Regions from separate parts of the Homo sapiens genome. Here region 1 is linked to region 2. The links are chromatin loops, found by intact Hi-C in ENCODE. Cell type or tissue: adrenal gland. All regions are shown on one strand. Links, peaks and the distances in the headings refer to the core of each region. The heading gives the core; the rest is flanking DNA.

What was found. Peaks named below come from ENCODE experiments on the same cell type or tissue, not always from the same donor. Only the 100,000 strongest peaks of a DNase experiment are listed, where the experiment ranks them.
Region 1: a loop joins it to region 2, with 2.2 times the contacts of the local background. A loop is called at or near these places in 33 of 110 quality-filtered maps.

What each region holds. Positions count from the first base shown.
Region 1 is chr11:8,221,172-8,231,367 of GRCh38, reverse strand. It overlaps LMO1 (LIM domain only 1), which reads left to right. Exons shown (of 4, transcript NM_002315.3): 2 at 864-1,077; 3 at 4,268-4,393; 4 at 6,647-7,059. The coding sequence ends at 6,752. LOC105376536 (a long non-coding RNA gene) reads right to left here and starts at 1,487. Exons shown (of 4, transcript XR_007062582.1): 1 at 1,398-1,487; 2 at 284-364. RefSeq lists enhancers at 3,560-4,220, 8,389-8,890. In adrenal gland, for the core only: CTCF peaks have their summits at 5,421 and 5,620 (motif pointing left); a DNase peak (open chromatin) is centred at 5,617.
Region 2 is chr11:8,323,541-8,333,736 of GRCh38, reverse strand. No RefSeq gene overlaps it. Among named protein-coding and RNA genes, the nearest start is that of LMO1, 65 kb to the right of the region's middle. RefSeq lists enhancers at 4,641-4,935, 7,324-7,909. In adrenal gland, for the core only: CTCF peaks have their summits at 4,612 and 4,811 (motif pointing left); a DNase peak (open chromatin) is centred at 4,686; H3K27ac peaks cover 383 bases.

The sequences.
Region 1 (10,196 bases), core at 4,424-6,923, 100 kb after region 2:
GGGTGTGTGTGAGCGCACATGCTCGCCTGCCGCGACGGGAGGCTCTGCCCTGTGGTGAACATCACATTGGGCCCTTTGTACTTGGTGCCTGTGTGTATGTTGGGAAGCTGGTATGGGCCCTGGGAGGGACTGATGGCTGAGAGATCCTAATCCTGGTAGAATGAGGAAGGATCCAGAGGCTCAGAGCCTGCCCTCCCCCAGGCCAGGGCAGGTGAGGTGTGACACCGCCTGAAGCATTCCCAAGGGGAGCCCCAGCCAGGCCCTGCCAGCTGCCTCCGCTTACCTGCCAGGAGCCCCAGAGCCTCTGCTCCCTCCTGGGAGTGTCCCAGGGGCGTCTCACTTCCTTCTTGATGCCATCACAGCTCTACATGGATAGACCAAGAGGCTGTAGCACTTCAGCTGGAGAAAGACGAGTTGGCACAAAGATCTGGGGGTTCTAGAGGACCTCGTGGGCCTGAGGAGACTACATTTCTTAGGCTTATTGCTGAAAGAGCCAATGTGATGGTGGCTTCACAAGACGAGCTTCAGGCTTACTCCGGATGAGACCGCACAGGGGATAGAGGCCATGGTAGGGAGGAACAACTCAGGGAGGCCAGGCCTGGGGTCTGTGTGTGCCTTGGAGCAGAGCAGCCTCTGGAGGGACCTTCACAGGGCCAGGGAAACAGGCTGTGCCATGTAGCCCAAAGGGCAGGACCCGGAGCCAGGGGAGGAGGTTATTGGGGAGAAAGCGAGGGCTCCTGGGAGCCCCAAACCTAGAGGGGGCAGCAGAGAGAAGCAGTGAGCTCCCCATTCTTGGGGGATATTCCTTGAGGCCCAGAGCTACGGGGCCCATCCTGCGTTGCTGTCTGTCTGTCCGTCTGCAGGCGTGCCGATGCTCTCCGTCCAGCCCAAAGGGAAGCAGAAGGGCTGTGCGGGCTGTAACCGCAAGATCAAGGACCGCTATCTGCTGAAGGCATTGGACAAGTACTGGCACGAAGACTGCCTCAAGTGTGCCTGCTGTGACTGCCGCCTGGGCGAGGTGGGCTCCACCCTCTACACCAAGGCCAACCTCATCCTGTGCCGACGCGACTACCTGAGGTGGGCTGCCAAACCCTGGCCTCCCAAGCCCTTGTCCTGCTCAGAAAGCTCCCCATCCTCAGCCCCAGCGTGACTGTGCCCCCGGCCCTAGACCCAGTACCCTGTGTGTCCTCTCATTCTTGACTGTCCTGCCCCTGCCCTGCTTGCCCCAGATACCTGAGAAGTCACCTGAGGGGAAGGCCCAGGTCGTTATGCCCTTGGACTCGGTACCCAGCACAAGTCCAGGGCAGGCATTTGTAACCTGGGGCCCCTAAGTTAAGCTTTCCGAGGGCCCCAGTCTGGCTCCGCCCCCCTGCCTTGGCCAGGTGCTTCTGACCCACCTGATCTGGAATCTGGGAGGGGATACCTCAGAGGGGCTTTGAGAACAGGTGTGGAAGCTTTGACTTCCCCAGGACCCTCCTCCCTAATGCAGTCTCTTTCCATCTCCCAGTGTCCAACTTTCCTTTCTAGATGGTCCTTGGGAGCAGGCATCCATTTGCCCAGGGAAACTGGCAGGCAGCCATATCCTAGGAGCAGGGCCACTGATGCTGGAGCTTCAAGACCTGGGTTGGAACTAGCTGTGAGCCTTTGGCTCCTAATCTTCTCCCAGCCTCAGTTTACTTCCCCGTGAAGGGTGAAAGAATGATGCTTCCCTGCCTTGCATTCCTCTGAGCTCTAACTCACCCTCCCTACAATTTGGATCCTATTCCCTGGGGCCACCTCCCCCAATTAACCCTCCCTGAGGCCATTTATGACATCAGCAAGGCTGGAAGGAGGCCACAAAGCAGGGCCTTGGCTGAGACCCAGCACCTGCATTTGGCTCTGTCGCAGGCTGCTGGATGGTTGCCGGGCTTGTGGGGAAGGAGGGCTCATCGCATTAATTAACAGGTCGGGGCAAGGGCTTCATGGGGCTCCCTCTGCCCAGGTCTGGGCATGTTGCAAGGGGGAGGTTATCAGTGGAAGCTCCCTCAATTCCCCAAAGATCCTTTGACTGACCTGCCTGCCCCTTTTAACACCTGCATTTAAAAGTGATGCAGTAAAACAGAAGCTGTGACTTAGTGCTCCTTGCCAGGGCTGGAGGGGAGAGGCTGAGACCAGAAGCAGGGGTTAAGGAAGAATGTTCAGGCTAGGCGCGGTGGCTTATGCCTGTAACTCCAGCACTTTGGGAGGCCGAGGCAGGCACGTCACTCCAGCTCAGGAGTTCGAGACCAACCCTGGGCAACATGGTGAAACCCCGTTTCTAAAAAAAAAAAAAATTAGCCAGGTGTAGTGGCTGCATGCCTGTAGTCCCAACTACTCAGGAGGCTGAAGTGGAAGGATTGCTTGAGCCCAGATGTTTGAGGCTGCAGTGAGCTGTGATTGCGCCACTGTACTCCAGCTTGGGTGCCAGAGCAAGACCCTGTCTCAAAAAAGAAAAGAATGTTCCTGGGGATTCACCCCTTGAGGACCTAGAAGGGGCCTCCATGTCTGGAGGTTTAGGGCATCACCTGGGGGCTGACTCTACCAGGTTAGGACGATGTGGCAGACCATCTGATGGGTTCACAGGACTTGGAGAGAGAGGCCCACAGTGTAGGATGGGCTTATCAGGAAAAAGCACCCTCAAGCATATAGGGCCCTGCCAGCTACTAGGGATGGAAGGTAATTTTTTTTTTTTTTTTTGCTCTGGCAGAGGCAAGGAGTGACTGTAGGACCAGCTAGACCAGTGGGCTGGGATGCGAGCGTGGCTTCCTTGAGCTGCTCAGGCCTGGAGAATGGCTGTCCAGAGCCTGCGCCCTCTGCAGCAACTGTTCCTGGGCCGATGGCAAGAAAAGCCCCTCTTGGCAGGCAGATGCTGTGGCCTAGCCTTTGTCTGCCTTAATCTGAGCCACCAGGCAGCTCAAGCTGATGAATAATGGAGCCAAGCTCATCTGCAGGCGCCTGAGTTTGAGCTGGACAAATCGGGGATTAAAGGGGCCCCCCACCCTCTTCTCAGCCTCCTTGCCTCACTTGGGGCTTGCTCTGTCTGTGTGCAGGAAAGAAGCAAGGAGGAGCCGGGATGGCTCAGACCATTGGGACATCCAGCCAAGGGCTGGCCTGCATGGGGAGGGAGTAAACTCCCTGTCCCTAGAGCTTTACAGCCAGCAGCTAAGAGGAGGGGTGCCTGCCTCAAAGAGGCATTTGTGCCAGATGTCCTTGGCGCTTCCTTTGGGCATCAGTTCTGTTTTACAGCATCTTTGAATAGGATCATCCATCCCTATTTTACAGAAGGATAAACTGAGGTTCAGAGAAAGAAAAAAAGGGACTTAGGCAAGTAACACAGTGAGTTTGTCATGGAAAAAAGATTTAATAAAACACTTTAATTTTGGCAAGGCACAGTGGCTCACACCTGTAGTCCCAGCACTTTGGGAGGCCAAGGCAGGAGGATCAGTTGAGGCCAGGAGTTCGAGAGCAGCCTGGCCAATATAGTGAGACCCCATCTCTATTTTTAAAAATCAAATAATAAACACTGTAATGTTAAAGGTGGGAAAAGCATGTCATGCAGTGGTTTAGAGCACGCCTTCTGGACCAAGGCCCTGTGACTGTCCAAGTTGTTTCTCTGTGACTCATATTTTAAATCTTTAAAATGGGGAATAATAATAGTACCACCTCCTAGGTTTGTTGTGAGGATTAAGCGTTTATCTTTGTAAAGCTCTTAGATTAGTGGCTGACACATAGTGAACACTACCTAGGTGGTTGCTTAGTGAGTTGTGACTGAGAATTTACAACAGGTTTCACAACTACCCCATAAAGGGTGTGTTTCAGGCTTTGTTTTACAGATGAGGTAAATGAGGCTCAGAGAGACTCACTGACTTGCCTGAGGGCACACAACCCAAGATTCAGTCTGCCCCTGAAATTCAGGCTTGCTCAGGGCCCAGCCTAGGATTCTCTTGGTGGCTCCAGGGCTTGAGGACCCTTGTGGGAGCCTGGGAGGGGGCCTTGGGATGGGCAGTGGCAGCCAACTCCTGACCCCCTACACACCCTCCCTGGAAGGGGATGTGCTGATTTATTGGCAGCCTGATCTCTGGGCAGAATCTAGATGCTGCCCTCAGTGCTCTTATCCTATTGCCTGAGCCCACCTGCTGAGCCCACAAGTTGGAGTATGGGAAGGACCCTGGATGGAGGCAACTCCTTTCCCCCTGCCCACCCAGCTTCCCAGAATGCTGCTGAGTCCTCTGCGCCCTTCCCTCGGCAGGCTCTTTGGCACCACAGGGAACTGTGCTGCTTGCAGCAAGCTGATCCCAGCCTTCGAGATGGTGATGCGGGCCCGGGACAACGTGTATCACCTCGACTGCTTCGCCTGCCAGCTCTGCAACCAGAGGTCAGTGCTGGACTGGCCGACCCAACACACTCCCCAGACGCCAGCCTGAGGCCTGCTGGGATGGGCCAGGAGCACGGCGGAGGCGTGCACGCAAATGCGGGTTGCGTGTGTGTATGTGGTGGTGCGTGCAGGTTATGAGCGTGCATGTGCTTTATGTGTTTTATGTGTGTGTAAGCTCGGTAGCCAAATGTGTGCACTTTAATATTGGGTGTGCACATCTGTGTGGCACATTTCTGTGTGAATATAATGAAGGCGTGCATGAGTTTACTGTGTATGCATAGTTGAGTGTGCATGTGCATGCATGTGTATTTGGAAATGTACAAGTGGGCACATGTGCATGATGGAATTAATATGCATTTGTACATGTGTTTTTAAATGTCTGGGGGTGTATGTGTATGTGCAACGTGCATGCATGATGAGGTGAGTATGCATGTGTGTATACATATTTTATTTTTTGAGATAGTCTCACTCTGTTGCCCAGGCTGGGGTGCAGTGGTGTGATCTCACAATCTTGGCTCACGGCAACCTCTGCCTCCCGGGTTCAAGTGATTCTCCTGCCTCAACCTCCCAAGTAGCTGGGACTACAGGCGTGTGCCACCACGCCTGGCTAATTTTTATTTTTATTTTTATTTTTATATTTTTAGTAGAGACGGGGTTTCACCATGTTGGCCAGGCTGGTCTTGAACTCCTGATCTCAGGTTATCTGCCCACCTCAGCCTCCCAGATTGCTGGGATTACAGGTGTGAGCCACCGCGCCCAGCCTGTATACGTGTTTGAAACGTGCATGTGCATGGGATAACGTATCCTCCCACCCCCGTACCCAGTGTATAGTATGTGCATGTGTGTGCATGTATGTTCCAGTGAGAAGGGGTTCCCAAATCTGGAGGGCAAAGTCCCCTCAGGGAGTGGCCACTCTCTCCTCACCCAGCCCTTGTGATTCTGGTTCCAGCCCAGCCTATTTTCTGGTCTCTTGGCCCCAACTCTGTGCCCTAGCCCTGTGGGAGTCCCTGGGGACCTAAGGAGCCAGAGCCCTTCAGCCCTGGCTGGGGCCTAGCACCAGAAGGCAGGCGCTCTTCTCAGGAGCCCCCAGGTCAGGTAGGAACGCATACAAGTGCTCCCTGAAGTGAGGTTCAGAGGGACCTACAGGGAACGCTGGTCTGGCTGGGGGCTCTGGCCGGACCTGCTGTTAGGAGGGCTCAGTGAACTTACAGCGCCACCTGGTGGTTGAACTGGGATCTGCTGGAACTAGGCCAGCGATCTTGGGGTCTCACTAAAGGCTTCACCCACCCTGGGGACATCTTTAGGGAAAGGACCGGAATCTTCCCTTACTTGGGGAGGACTAGGAGACCAATGAAGGGCCTTCCTTCGGTAGGAGAGGAGATAGTGGAACGGGGTTACCTCCTAGAAGGATGCTCTAGGTAACTTATCAATTTTGTTTAGAGGAAGAATGCCCTGTACTGAGCCATCCTCTTAAATTGGGGAGAGGGATAGACGGATGGAAAAAACAACCATTTTATCCCTCCTTCCTTACCCATCTCTGCCTTTTTTTTTTTTTTTTTTTTTTTTTTTTGAGATGGAGTCTTACTCTGTCGCCCAGGTTGGAGTGTGGTGGCGTGATCTCGGCTCACTGCAACTTCCGCCTCCTGGGTTCAAGCAATCCTCTGCCTCAGCCTCCCGAGTAGATGGGATTACAGATGCCCACCAGCTAAATTTTTTTGTATTTTTAGTAGAGATGGGGTTTCACCACCTTGGCCAGGCTGGTCTTAAACTCCTGACTTCGTGATCCACCCACCTCAGCCTCCCAAAGTGTTGGGATTACAGGTGTGAGCCACCACACCCGGCCCCATCTCTGCCTTTCTCCATCTGTCTCCCCACTTGGTCTTTTTCTGTTTGTGCTTTCCCTTTCTCCCTCTCTGGGACTGGGGTAGGCTGTTCCTGCACCTCTCCACCAACCCCCCTAACCCTACACTCACCAACACAGGAGACCTGACTATGGAAGCCTGTGGCCCAACTGTCTGTCTGTCCTACCACCTCAGGCTACAGGGCCTGGCCAAGGTTGGGGCTGGCCTGGGGGAATTGCCCAGGTGTGCTGTGGGGACTTTTGGCAGTTCCCTCTGGAAGGTTCAAGGAACAAACTCCCCCCACCACCTCCCACATAGCTCACCTCATAGGCCAGGCCGGCTTCTGTCTGCAGCCCCCCCCTTACCCACTGGGACCTTCCCATGGCTTCTCTCTCTCGCTTGGATTTTCTAGATTTTGTGTGGGAGACAAATTCTTCCTGAAGAACAACATGATCTTGTGTCAGATGGACTATGAGGAAGGGCAGCTCAATGGCACCTTTGAATCCCAAGTTCAGTAACGCCCGGCGCCTGGCCTCCAGGCCCGTCTGTCCATCTGCCCGCCTGCCCACCTGCCTGGCCGGCCAGCCAGCCACTCTACCAGTGCAGGCTGGCCAGCCGCTCTCCTGCCACATTAGAACTTCTCCGTCCTCGATGGGAGGGATGGCCCTTCCTCCTCCACCACCGCCCGTCTGTGTGTGACCCCTCCTGGGGCCAGGCCGGGCCTGTACAGTCTGTCTTCTGTATATAAATGGGAACATTTATTTTATGAGAAATGTAATGCGATTTTATTACTGGCGTGGATTAAACTTATGAATGTTTCCGGGAGGTTACTCTGCGTTGTTCACATGACTGACACAGACCTGGGGCCCCTCCCCTCTGCCTCTCAAGGGCAGGGCACAGAGCAGGGTAGGGGCCTCCAGCATGTGCTGTTGCTGGGCAGGGGAGCAAAAGGCTGGCTTTAGGGGAAGAAGCTGGGAGGAAGGAGACAACTCAGAGCCTCCAGCCCCAGCCAGAGGTGAGACCTGGGGTATCTTCCCTCTGGGAGAGCACACACTCTGGCCCTGAGTAGGTCCCTAAGAAGAGGGGCAAGATGAAGCCTTCCCTACCCTGTGTTCCATCCCCTCTGTTGAGACCCCAGACTGACTGCACAGATGGGGACCCAGCTCTGACCTTTTCCCCAGTAGGACCACAAATCTTGTGTCCTCTGCCATGGGAGCACCATGCTGAAACCTCTCTTCCCTTTTAGGGTGACAGACAGCACTTGTTGTCTCTGCCCAGCAGCTGGGGCCCAGCTTTCTGCTCTTCTGAGTGAGCAAGAAAAATCCTGTTTCCTTTCGACTCAGCCCATGCAGTCTGGAGGCATCCATTTATTCAGTCAGCAAACCTCAATAGACTCTGTGTCTCAATCCCATGCTGCAACCGGGGGTGTCCTGGAGCAAATCAGATGTGAGGATGAATCATAGATCAGACACCGTCCCTGCCCTTGGGGAGCTTGCTGTGGGGATGGAAAGCAGAAGCCATGTTGCGGGGAAAGCCAGGAAAACAAAGCACATCATTGTGAGGACGGAATGCTATGCGGAGACCTGGGACAGGCCAGTTCCCTCTGGGGGACACAAGGCCATTTGTGATGACTTAAGAAAGTCATAGATGGACAAGTCAATGGACATACGGTCAGACAGACATGTGCTGCAGGCAGGAAGGATGGACACACAAGTAGACAAGTGTGTAGGCAGAGACAGGCAGGAGAGGTGGAGGTGGTCAAGCCCCATCACTCAGCTCCAGCCAGAACTGCAGCAGACAGGCAGACACCAGGGCGTTTTCCACCTCCCCCGCCGAGCTAGATTTACTCAAGGCAGCAGGGATGCTGTCTTGGTCTTGGCTGCAGCCACAGTGCCAAGCACAAAGCCTGGAACTGTAAAGATACCTTCTCGCTGGGCAATATTAAAAACAGAGGCTTCTTGAATCCCCAACCTAGACAGAAAAAGTTGCATGGACAGGCTCCTTCACTATCAGGCCACTCCCTCCTCCTTCCCAGGGGCTATTTTCACCCTAGCCACAGCCCACAGCCCACAGCCCACAGCCCACAGCCCACAGCCCACAGCCCAGGGCAGAGGGAGTCAGACTATTGCCTCAAGCCCTGCCTGCTCCTGGGCAGGGAATGGGCTGGGCTGGGCTGGGCTAGGCTGGATTCGCACCTCACCCTCCCCAGGCCTACTCCTCTACTTGAAAGTGAAAGGATGGCTGGGCACTCCTGGGGGCTTGCAGGAGGCTACCTCTCCAAGTTGTGGTTTTGTGGTCATTGGCCCAGTTTCTGAAAAGGGATTGCTAGGGCCGAGGATCTTGGGGCAGAAGTTCTCAACTTTGGGGGCATCCAGTTTCTGTGAAGGAGCTGCACCCTGTATGTGCGAGAAGAGAGGCAAAGGCCAGTGGAGCTGGCTGCAGTGGGTGTTTGTGTGAGCCATGGGTCCAAGGGGACGGTGAAACTGGGAGCTGTCTGTATGTGAGCACATGGGATTGTGAAGGGGTTTGCGTGAGGAGAGACACAGAGGGCTGGAGTTTATAATGAGGAATTTTCTTTCTCAACCTGAAAAAGCAAATGATTTTCCTGCATTGTAGCAGAGTCCCCAGTGCCAGACTCTCCCTGGACCCTTAGGTCTAGGATGGCTGTGCCCAACCCAAGGGCCCCAACTCTTACTTCAGAGTTTGCTGGAGATAAAGTTATAATACAAGTTAATTACATGGTTATCAAGAGATAACGGAGCCACTCGAATGCAGTTTCTGGGCAATTACAATTGTTTCCAACAGAGTTACCATATTGCAGCCATGAAATAACATGTGATTTTGCAGTAATTATGTAATTAACTTGTCTCACCACTCTAGGTTGCACAACAATGAATTCACTCACAATGAGATAGAGTGAAACTCAGGCAGGCGGGGTTTGCAAGCCCCCAAGAACAGAGCTGGCCTTCTAAGACGACCCCAGCCCCACCTTGCCTACCCCAGACCTTGTCAACGGGCTTCCCCAGCTCAACATGGCACGGAATTTGCCAAGTCTGGCATCATGGACCCAGTTATTGCTCTCTCACCATCCTCATCTGGGAAATGGGGATGATCTGATTCCCAGGTCAGCCACGGGCCCCAGATCTGCACTATGAAGTGCTGTGGTTACATGAGCTACAGTCAGCATCACGGACATCATGAGATACTGAGTAGGAGACCCTCACCCAGAAAGTCCAGTGTCAGCCCACAGATACCCCCAAGAAGAGGCCACAGGGGCCTCATCTTAGCAAGCGTGAAACTGATAAGAGGGTAGGGGGGAAGCAGAGAGAGACCAAGCTCACTCTGTAACAGAGCAACTAGGGTGGGGCAGGAATGGCTACCAAGGTCTGGTGATTATGCACCTGGAGAGAATTCACAACACCCAGGAACACCCAGGGGTGACACGGGAGAAGCCTGAATTCCTCCCCGGTCACTGCAAAGGAGAAACTTGGTTAAGTGTAGGGCATGAATGGTCTGGGCTTGGCTCTCCTTGGGGGCTGCACCCACCACAGATGACTGGTGCGGGGAGGGAGAGCTGAGCATGAACTGTTACATGCTGCCGCAGCTCGCACCTCAGCCTGGGGCATGTGGGCAGTGGGGAATGTGGGCCGGCATTGAACCATAGCTGTGCACAAATCTCCCCTTCCTCCAACCAGATCATGGGACGTCATCCCCTCTCCCTGCCTTCCTTGGTGGCCTGGGGAAGAGATACTCTAACAGGGGGCCTGATCCCATGAAATATGGCACCTGCTTATGCTCCCACTCCTTGGCCTGAAGCTGGACTGCACAGCCCATGTTTGGAAAGAAGTTTGATTCCAATCTTAACACTGCTGCAGAGCCCATCATGAAATCTCCTATGAATCCTGTCTCCTCCTGGGCCTGCTCCCAGAAACCTTCCCCCACAACATGAGACATGTGGAGGC
Region 2 (10,196 bases), core at 3,789-6,288:
TTCCCCCAGCCTCCGGGCCAGTCACTTCACCTCTCCTCCTCTCTTCTGCAGAACTGTAAGAATTATTATTTTTTAAATCCTCATTGGAATGCTAATTTTGATTCTGAGTGTCTGTCATGGGCTCTTTGAAGTTTTTCAGACAAAATAAGTATCTCCTTAACAGAGGGGATTAGCGCCTACTTGTTTAGAATCCTCTGACTGAGAGTGACAACCAATTTCGGAATCTGTGGGGTTTAGGGAGGCTGCAGGAAGAGGGGCTGCCTCCCTCCCTGGTGGTCAGCTTTCCATAAATGGCTTAATGGGGTTAGAGTTTAACCCCTCAAATAGGGATCAGAGCCCCCAGCTTGAAAGCCAATGAGCAGCGAGGCAGATCTTGCTATTTAAATCCAGCAGGACTTGGTTAGAACTCTTTTATTCTCTTGAGCTTAAAGAAAACAAACCCATTTCCCTTGCAGAATTTAGGGCCCACACCAGCCAGCTGCCCCCAGCCTCCTCCCCAAAACGCAGGCCTTTGCTCCACAGGTAATTCATCGCCCAGACTCAGCCCAGGCTGAGATGCTCCTGGCTTTATGATTCAGTTCAATTCAGGAGTGCTAATGGGGCAATTTGTAAAGAAAGAAATATAATGAGTTATCACAAAGCCCAGCAAGGACTCGACAAACCAGGCACTTCCCATCCATCAAGCATCCTAGCGTGGTCGGAGACCAGCAGCGCCAGAAATCTTGTGAGGCCCCTGGGAACGCGCTTTTCTGGGCCTGGACATGCACACATACGGCAGCCACTGCAGGTGCTTCCTTCTCCCTTTGCCCTCCCTGCATTCCCCGCCGCCCGCACCCCACCAAATCATGGCCCCTAAGGGCCAGATGACCTGGGCCGATGGTGTGGGTGGGGTACGATAGAGGTAAAAGGAGGGATACTTAAGAATTTCTTTGCTGAAGCAAAATTATCATGCAGGCCATTTTTAAAAAGAGCATTAATACCATGTGAGGGCCCACAGAGTCCCAGATGTGGCAAGTAGGCTGCAACATTTCCCCAGGACTCTCGTTGCCAGCAGGGTTCCCATGGCAGGGTTGCTGAAGCTGGGGCTTGGCCTGACATGAAGCCTAAGGTCATGGAGATGATACTGGGCAGCCACATCCATCCAGTATGTCCCATGAAGTCAAACTTCACCCAGCCTGGGCCTGTGGGATACCCTCTGCAGAGAGCAGGTGCCATGCTGTGTCCACTCTGCTGAGACAGCAGGCCGCTCACTTGAGTTGGAGACCCATAGGCAGGCAGGCCCCTCCTGCGCTTCTTTCAGATGTGCACAGTGGGGTCCAGAATGGGGAAGTGAATTGCCAGAGGACTCGCATTAAGGAAGTGGCAGCTTGTCACAGTGTGTACATGATAGTCTAGGACAGTGTGGCTGGGGCTGGGTGGCTAGCAAGGGGGAGTAGGAAGGGTGAGGCCAAGAGGGCAAGTCCACAGGCCCAAATGCCAGGCACCTGGGTCCGGGACTGGCCCAACTTGCTCAGCCTCCATGCTGGGGTCCCTAGACTGGCCCCCACCCTTCCTTTTCCAGCCACCACTGCCCTGTTCTAGCTCAGATCTGGAGGATGGAGATTTTGGTCAGTCTGGTAATGATTCATTTGTGTCCCTGAATTGGAACAATCCAATGGCCTCTCCGGGCCTCCATTTGTACACTTGCTTATGGGGGAGGTGACTCACCGGCCTCTCCCTGTCAGAGGCACCACTGCAGCTGAGCCCCTGCAGAGAACCTAAGCGGGTGGTGGGAAGGACTGTAGGAGGGTGAGCAGTGGCAAAGCCCTCAGTCTGGTAAGGAGGGCTGGCCCACAGAGAGGTCTCTCTGGGCTGAGGCATCCCTGTGCTCTCTCCCTGTGCCCTCCAGCCTCTGCTGCCCCCCCCCCCAAGCTGGCCTGGACCCTGGGGATCTGCCCCACCAGGTACCTCAGAAGGCCCCTGGCCAGAGCTGCATCATGGGAAGGCCCCATGGCCAGCAGATGGGACAGAGAGAGGTCTGGCTTTAGTAGGGACTGCTTGATCCCAAACACAGAGTGATGTGGTCCAGAATGGTCCTCAGCATGTTCTAGGTGGTCCTGTCCCACCCACTCAGGTCCTGCCTCCTTTTCTCCTGTTTTTGTAGGCAATCTGGAGATATCTCAAGCCCAGGGAAATCAATCTGCAACCTCAGAACAGGCAGGTCCCACAGAGGACAGTCACCCCCTCAGAAGGATAGCAAGTAATGACAACAAGCACAGCTAGTACTTCCTGTGTGTCAAATGTGGTTCTGAATGCTGTACACTGATGAACTCATGAATCCTCCTACCAGAACCATGATGAGATACTCTTGTTATTATTCCCATTTTGCAGATTAGAAAATTGAGGCATGGAGAGGCTGAATAACTTGGTTAAGGTCACCCAGATAGTGAATGGCAGAGTAAGAGTTCAAACCCAGCCAGCCTGGCTCCAGAGCGTTCTGGTGGTCCAGCAGATGTCCTAGACCTATATCTAGTGGCTACTAGTGCCCAGCATCCAACCTTGGTACCAGCTCCCACTCCCAATAAGGTCAGGCTGAGGTGCAGATTCCTAGACAGAGGGATTCTCCTGATAGGGGCCAGTCCTGGAGAACCTGTTGGGTCTTGAGGCCATACGCTGAAGTGTCCCATGCTCTGTGAGAGATGGGGGAATGGAGGACAGAGAGAGGGCAGTGGACACAGGGCATTGACTCAGGTTTGGGGAAGACTCCAAAGAGCATGGGGCTGACCCAGTAAACACCTGCCGTGTGCCAAGCACTGTGCCTGGCACTTCGCCCACGGTATTTCACGGAAGTCTCCCAGTAGCCCTGCAGGGTAGGAATTACTGTCTTCATTGAACTGAACTATGATGGAGACTGAGAAAGGTTAAGTAACTTGCCCAAGGTCACCCCGCTAATAAGGAGCACAGCCAGATTTCAAGTCGGCTCTATCTGGTTTTACAGGGTCCATGATGCCATGGTGCCAGAGAGGGGCGGGTGGGGAGGAGGGACGGAGGAAGAGTGGGAAGGAAGGTGAGAACTTAGATCACATACCCGAGAGAGCACCGATGGTGGCCCTTCTCCAGCTCGGCAGAGCAGGGCACGCCAGGAAGTCACACTCGGAGCTGGAGGGCACTGGGTCAGTCTGGCTCACGGCCAGATGGGGATTCTTAAGAAAGAAAAAAAAAAAAAGAAAGAAAGAATGCAAACTTTAGCAGCTGCAGATGGGGATTCTTAAGAGAAGTAGAGACCCAACCTGTGGGAGGTGGGAGGGTGGAGGCAGGAGGCAGGGGGCTGCGGGGATTGACCTCCTCACTTCTGGGTTGCCACTCGAAGCTTGCTCCGGGCAACGACCCTGCTGCTTCCCAGAGGGAAACTGTAGCCCACAGACCAGGAGAGAAGCCAAAGCACCTGCTCCACGTCCACATCACCCCAGGCTTCTAGCCCCCAGGGGCTTCATCAGTGCTTCAGTGCTCTCTCCCATCCCCCACTCCCCATGTCCCTCGTGATCCGAACTCCTAGGGCTCCGTGTCCCACAGGTCACCACTTCCTGCGTCTCGGGTTCCCACGTCCTATGGCCCGTCCTGGGAGCGGAAGGGTTACGGCTTCTGCTACTGAGTGGAGGCTGCTGTTCCCCAGCGTTAAGCAGCTTTAGTGTCTCCTACCCCAGCCCTGATTTAAAATTCATAAATGCTAATCCTTCATAATTTACGGTTTAAAAGCAGCCCCACTCACAGGCCCCGTGGCTACAGCTCTGTCAGAGTAATTATGCCGCCAAGCTGAAATTGGACTACTAACTGAGATATTAAACTGGGGGGGGGGGAAATCCTCGCGCTGGCAGCCGACCCAATTATTCCAAATAAGCAAACAGATTAGTGAGTAATTTTCCAGTTAAATTTGGTGATTGGTGCCAGAATTGTATGTTAAATATTCAGAAGTAAATAGATTAAAGATGAAATGTGCCCCCCTCCCTTTTTCCAGGCTTAATTTACTGTGTGTATTAAAATTTTTTCATGAGGAGAAAAAAAGTGAAAAATGATAATTAAAAAAAATCCAAATAAACCCCTCTGGGCCTCCTGGTGTAGCATGGCAGAGGCCAGGCCCTCCAGCCTCCTTGACTTCCTAGCGCTCCAGGGCAGGGCCAGCTACCTCCCCTGGACCCAAACTCCAACCCTCCCCAGGGGAGAGGCAAAGAGGATGTAAGATTCTGGGAACCTGGATGGGCTGGGGACCTCCCGGCCCCTGTGCGCTGGGGTTGTATTTCTTTACAAAGAGAAATCCCAAATCTATTAGCCCTAAAGTCAGACAGAGCTGAGAAAATGCAGGCAGGGGTGGAGGGAAGAGAGGCAGTTCTCGAGTGGGCACTCGAGGCCCCCGGGGTGCTGGGCTCCTCCTGGCACAGAGTGCTGCCTGGTTCTCAGTGACCAAGTGCCCAGGGCTAGGACCCAGGCCACCGGACACCAGCATGCCGTCCTGGCCTGGCTGTAGCCGCTGGTCTGCCGTCCTGGGGTGGGGGTGCTGAACAGTGGCTGTCCCCAGCACACTTGCCTGGCCAGGCTTTGCCACTGCTCACCCTCCTACAGTCCTTCCCACCTCCCGCTTAGGTTCTCTGCAGCGGCTCAGCTGCAGCAGTGCCTCTGACAGGGAGAGGCCGGTGAGTCACCTCCCCCACAAGCAAGTGTAAAAACGGAGGCCCGGAGAGGCCATTGGATTGTCCCAATTCAGGGACACAAATGAATCATCGGCTGCTCAGCCTGTGCTCTCTCTGCCGCCCCCTAGAGGACCTGGGCTTCTGGCACAGGCTCACCCTGGGCAGGTGGGCAGAGCCACACAGGAACAGGGGCAGAACAGGGAAGGAAGACTTGTGCCAGGCCAGGAGTGAGCAGAGAGGATGGGGAGGGGGTGGGGGGCACACCTAGGCCCAGCCTAGGAAGAAGATATGGGGAAAAGGGACTGCGGGTGGTGAGGGGCAGGTGAGGCCGATAGGCTCTAGGAAGGGCCTGGCACCAACCTTGGACACAGCCTCCTCCAGGGCAGCCCCTCATCCTCCCTTTGTCTCAGGGATCCCCTTCTTGTCAGTTCCAAATCACAAAGCACTGAGAATGTGGATGGAAGGGGAGATGAGAAATACGAGGAGTGGCGTCACCCTCTCCAGGGACCCCACTTCCCTGTCTTTCAGAGGCATCTCTGTGGCCCCAGCCATGCTGAGAGGACTCCCTGTCCTCTTGGGGTTGCAGAGAGCTCTCTTCTTCTCCTTTAGCCTCTGAGTGGCATGCCTGAGGGACAGGGGACGGTTCCAACCACCCCTTCCCAGCCTGGACATGCTGCACCTGTAATCCTAGGAAAGCCTCGCCCGGGCCACCAGGACAGCACCTCATGTAAACCCAAGACATGCAGGCAGGCCTCTGAGCCCACAGATCAGTCACAGGAAGATAGTGTGGGCAGACAGAAAGGGCATGTTTGTCCTGTCCTTGGTACCTGTCCAGCTCAGCCTTCTCTGAACCACTAGGCTACTGGTTCTCAAACAGGGCATATGAGAACCGCCTGAGACTCTTTCACAAAATGCATACAACCCCTACCCCCTCACACACATGTGGAATCCCCTATGGGTTATTAACCAGCTTACACAATGCAGTGAGGATTGCCACTCCTAGACTAATGACTTGCAGGTTTTAAAAAGTGGCCAAACCCTTTTTCAAAACAAATCTTTTGTATAAGCCCATTATGCAAAGCAGATAACAGCTTGGGGTAAGTGTCTTTATTTGCCACTCCCCTTCCCTTTCCCCACATTCTGAGTCATCTCAGGGGTTGGGGGAACCCCTAGAATTCTGCCAGAGAGCAGCTGCCCAGCACTAGGAAGCCAAGCCTCTAGTTTGTGGTCCCTGGATTGGTTCCTCCCAAGTAGCCTCCTTTATCAGTGGCTCCAGTGAGCCGAATGTGCTGTCGTGTCCTGGGTTGGCAAGGGATTGGAGGCAGAGCCAAGCCCATCCAAGTGCCGCTGAGGACAGCTGCTAAGGCCAGGAGGGCTGGTCCAGCTGGTGGTCAGCTATGGCCCCACTCTCTTTCTCAGAAAGTTTACAACCAACTTCTCTGAGAGTTCCCAAAAAGAGTGGCCAGTTAGGATTAGAGAGTGAATGGGCCTTAGCCTGAGATCCGTACCCTTCTAGTCATCCTTTCTGCAAGTAGAAGCCTTCCCTGGCTTCTTTCCTTTGGGACCAAAGCAACAAAGTCCTTCTCAGGCCTTCGGGAAGATGGGAAGGGGAAGAGGGGCCTGGGTCCTTGTCTTTACATCTTGGGATCCGACCAGGGTCCAGGGGACCCAAGGTATGCAGACACCTCAGGTTTTATTTTTTCTTTCTCTAGGAAAAAAGTTCCCAAATAAAACAATATTACTGAAAACATTTACTGAGCACCTGCTGTGTGTGGCCAGCATGGGGGACACGGCACTCTGACTTACTCATTGTCCCTCCCATTTGCAGACGCCCCCAGGTGTACCTGGTAACTTTTTTGACTGAGAGAAAAAGTTCCCACTTCGTTCCACAAGTGCCTGGCTCAGCTGAGTCCTGGCCTGTCCCCACCTGTCGTAGTGAACAGAGCCACATAGAAACAGGCCCTCCATTTCTGCCTCCTCACTGATCTGTTCTGGATTCACTATGAACACCATTTGACTTGGAAAACTACAGGTTATCCCTTCACTAACCTCCAGTAGTTGTTGTTGCTGGTTTTAAACTGCTTTCTATTTAAGACTTTCCAAAAGGACCAAACTTTGTTTCCCGTGAGGATTTAAACATCAGATAACAACCAAATGCATCAGAACACAGCTGGTGAACAGAGGTAGCAAGTGGCTACTGGACCAGGTGCTGTGACTCTGGAGCCGCGACTGGATTTCTTTCCGCAGAAGCCCCAGCCTTTTACTATACAATTACGGTGGGGACCAAGACCCCCATGGATGGCTGAAGAAAGCCTGTGCCATCACAGGGCAGGCTCTCTGTGCTGAGCTCCTTGCTAGACCTCTAGGGGACAATTCCCCTATGATGGGAAATTCTTGCCATAGAGAATCCACTCTGTCAGAACACAAACAGGGACACACAAATGCACATGCACTTCGTGCATGCTCATGTATGTACGTAAACAGATCCATACAGGGACACCCACAAAAGCAAACACACACAGGCACATACACATGCACACACACACACACACACGCACACACCCACACAAAATCCCCTAGACCTTTCCAAACACTTGGGCTATGGGAATGGGGCAGTGGCATGCTACTAAATCAGTTCTCCAGGTGGGGAAAAGGTCCTGGTTTACAGTGTTTGCCAATTTCCTTGATGTAAATGCCCCCACAGTGGCAGATTTTAAACAACTAATAGTTTAATAACTGACTCAAAAAATTCCTGAATATTTTCCAATTGTCTCTTATTGACTCCAACAAACTGCTGTCTTCAGGACCCCGTCCCAGGTCCGATTGCTGTAGGAGGGACCTGGTTGAGGTGGTCTGAGCAGATGGGAAAGCAAGGCGGGGTGTTGGCCTGGAGCAGGCCAAACCTGGTTGTCAGGGAGGAGGGTCGTTGAGTGCCGGGTTGCATAAGGATTCCACAAGCCCTGGGAGGCTTCAAGGGGCCTGCTTAGACTCTGAAGGGAGGAGCTACAGTCAGGTGGATGGTGTTGCTGGGCTGATGAATGACATTATCACAGCCACCCCAGGAGGATGTAGGCTCCCTATCACTGGAGGTTGGAAGCGGGGCCAGAGGACCACTCAGCTGGGATCCCAGGGAATAGTTCACAACTGCCTTCTCTTCCCCTCTCCCAGGAGCCTGCATGCAGGTCTTTTGCCCCTGAATCATACCACAGAGTAAGGAAGGGCGTGGGTTGTTCTTGGCCAACCTTCTGGAATTAGGAAACCCAGTTCCCACTGGTAAAGCCGGGCTGCCTGGCCTGCCCTCATGTGACACCAGGGACCACTTGCTGCTTGCAATGGGCTTAGCTGAGAGCCAGGCCCCCCCCTCTGTTTTCTGGCTTCTGTGCATGCCCTTTGTTGGCCTGGTGGGAGGGGCGTGGGCATCCTCTGGCTGCAGCAGCCTGGCTCTGGCTATTCTATGTCCTTACCAGGCCCATGTTCCCAAGAAGTGACCTTTCTAACATGATCCCGGGCCCCTGAACTTCCATTGCCTCGGAAGGCAAGTTCTCAGCTGAGAGGCTCACAAATAGATATATGTATGTGATGATGAGTACAGGAGTGTGGGCATGTGTGTGAAAGAAAAATAATTTTTAAAAATAGAAAAATAAGCCAGGCATGGTGGCTCACTCCTGTAATCCCAGAACTCTGGGAGGCCGAAGCAGGAGGATTGCTTGAACCCAAGAGTTTGAGACCAGCTTAAGCACAAAGTGAGACCTCTGTCTCTACAAAAAGAATACACAAATTAGCTGGGCATGATGGTGTGCACCTGTAATCCTAGCTACTCAGGAGGCTGAGGTAGGAAGACTGCTTGAGCCCAGGAGTTTGAGACTGTGGTGAGCAAAGATTGTGCCACTGCACTGTAGCCCGGGTGAGACTCTGTTTCAAAAAAAAAAAAAAAAAAAAAAACGAAAAGAAAAAAAGAAAAAAAAACAACTGTCATCTTACTGAGCACTTATTTTAACAAACAAGGCAGAATAGTACAATGATTATGAACGAAGATCTTGAAGCCAGACTACCTGGGTAGCCTGCTTCTTCCGTTTACCAGCTATATGATTTGGGGCAAGTTCTTCTTGGCTCAGAGCCTCAACTTCTCCATCTGTAAAATGGACATAAGAGTAGGACCTGTCTTATAGTGATGGGAACTAAACACACTGATATGGAAGGAAAGCACTGAGAATAGTACCTAGCACAAAGTAAGCACAATAAAAAGTGTTAGTTGCTTTTATTATTATCATTATCCAATAGCTCTGCACTACAAATTTGGAGATTTATTTAATTTAATCCTCACGATGGTACCATGAAGTTGGTGCTATTACTGTCCCCCTTTTGTAGACAAGGAGTCAGAAGTTCAGAGGTTAAATAACTTGCCCAATGTCCCACAGGGGTAAGTGGCATAGCCAAACCTCCAACTCTTAATTCCTGGAGTCACCTCACTGAAGGTCCTAACAGCAACCTAAGCCACAGGTAGGACACAATTAGTCTTTTTCAATGGGCAAATCCATAAAAACAGAGCCCACAGAGATCCATCCACCCCTGAAATCTGCAATAAATAGCAATGATAGAGCTTTCTCTTGTTTACTCCATCATGGCCACGGCAAAGGAGAAGCCAGAACAAACGGTGGGACAGCCACGAAAGGGCCTGCCTTGTTTTGCACCCCACGTGCCTCATCTGTCATCCTGCACAGATAAAAAGGCCCTTTGCCACCTAGTACCCAGGCATGAGGATATTTGGGATGGGAACCTGTCTCTGCCGGCAGGGACTCCATGTGGTTAAGACTGGGACATACATAGCTGTCTCTGATCTTATTTCAAGATGTTTTTTCCTTTAGCCATTGGTCAAAAGTTAATCCTTGACCCCATTCTAGATGGGGGCACCTCCATCTGTGTGATGTTGCTGATTGGGTGGTGGTATTTGTCACGGGCATCCATACGGGTGATCTCCAAACTGTCTTGCTTATTGTGCATGTGATTGCTAAAGTCTTCGGGGCACATGCACCCTGCATTAGAGAACACTGATCCAGTCAGGAACCATTACATAATTTTCTGAGACTGGTGCAAAATGAAAATGTGGCCCCAGGCCCAGATTTGGGAAGTCAGCCTCCCCTTTTCAGAGGCCCGTCACCACAACCCACAGCTGGTATGTGACCCCCAGGGATTACGACCTCCATGTCAGAGCTTGCTCAGTACCTGATTCTGGGATGAGGGAGAGGCCCCCATGGAGCTGACTGTGGAACACACCTTAGTTTCTCAGACCAGGGTGGATGGCTGCCACCTTGCCCCACCCTAGAAGCTGTGGGCACACACCTGGTCTTCCCTGCTTCTTTGCACGGAACACTGCCAGGGTGGAAGGTGACCGTGGAATGGGAGCCTTTCCTTGCCACTCTGACGGACCCTGCCTGGTGTGGAGGGCGGTGGCAGGCACAGCCCTAGGACAAGGAGGCTGAGGAGGCTGGGGCACTAGGTGGGAGGAATTAAGCCACTGAGAAGTCCTCCCTT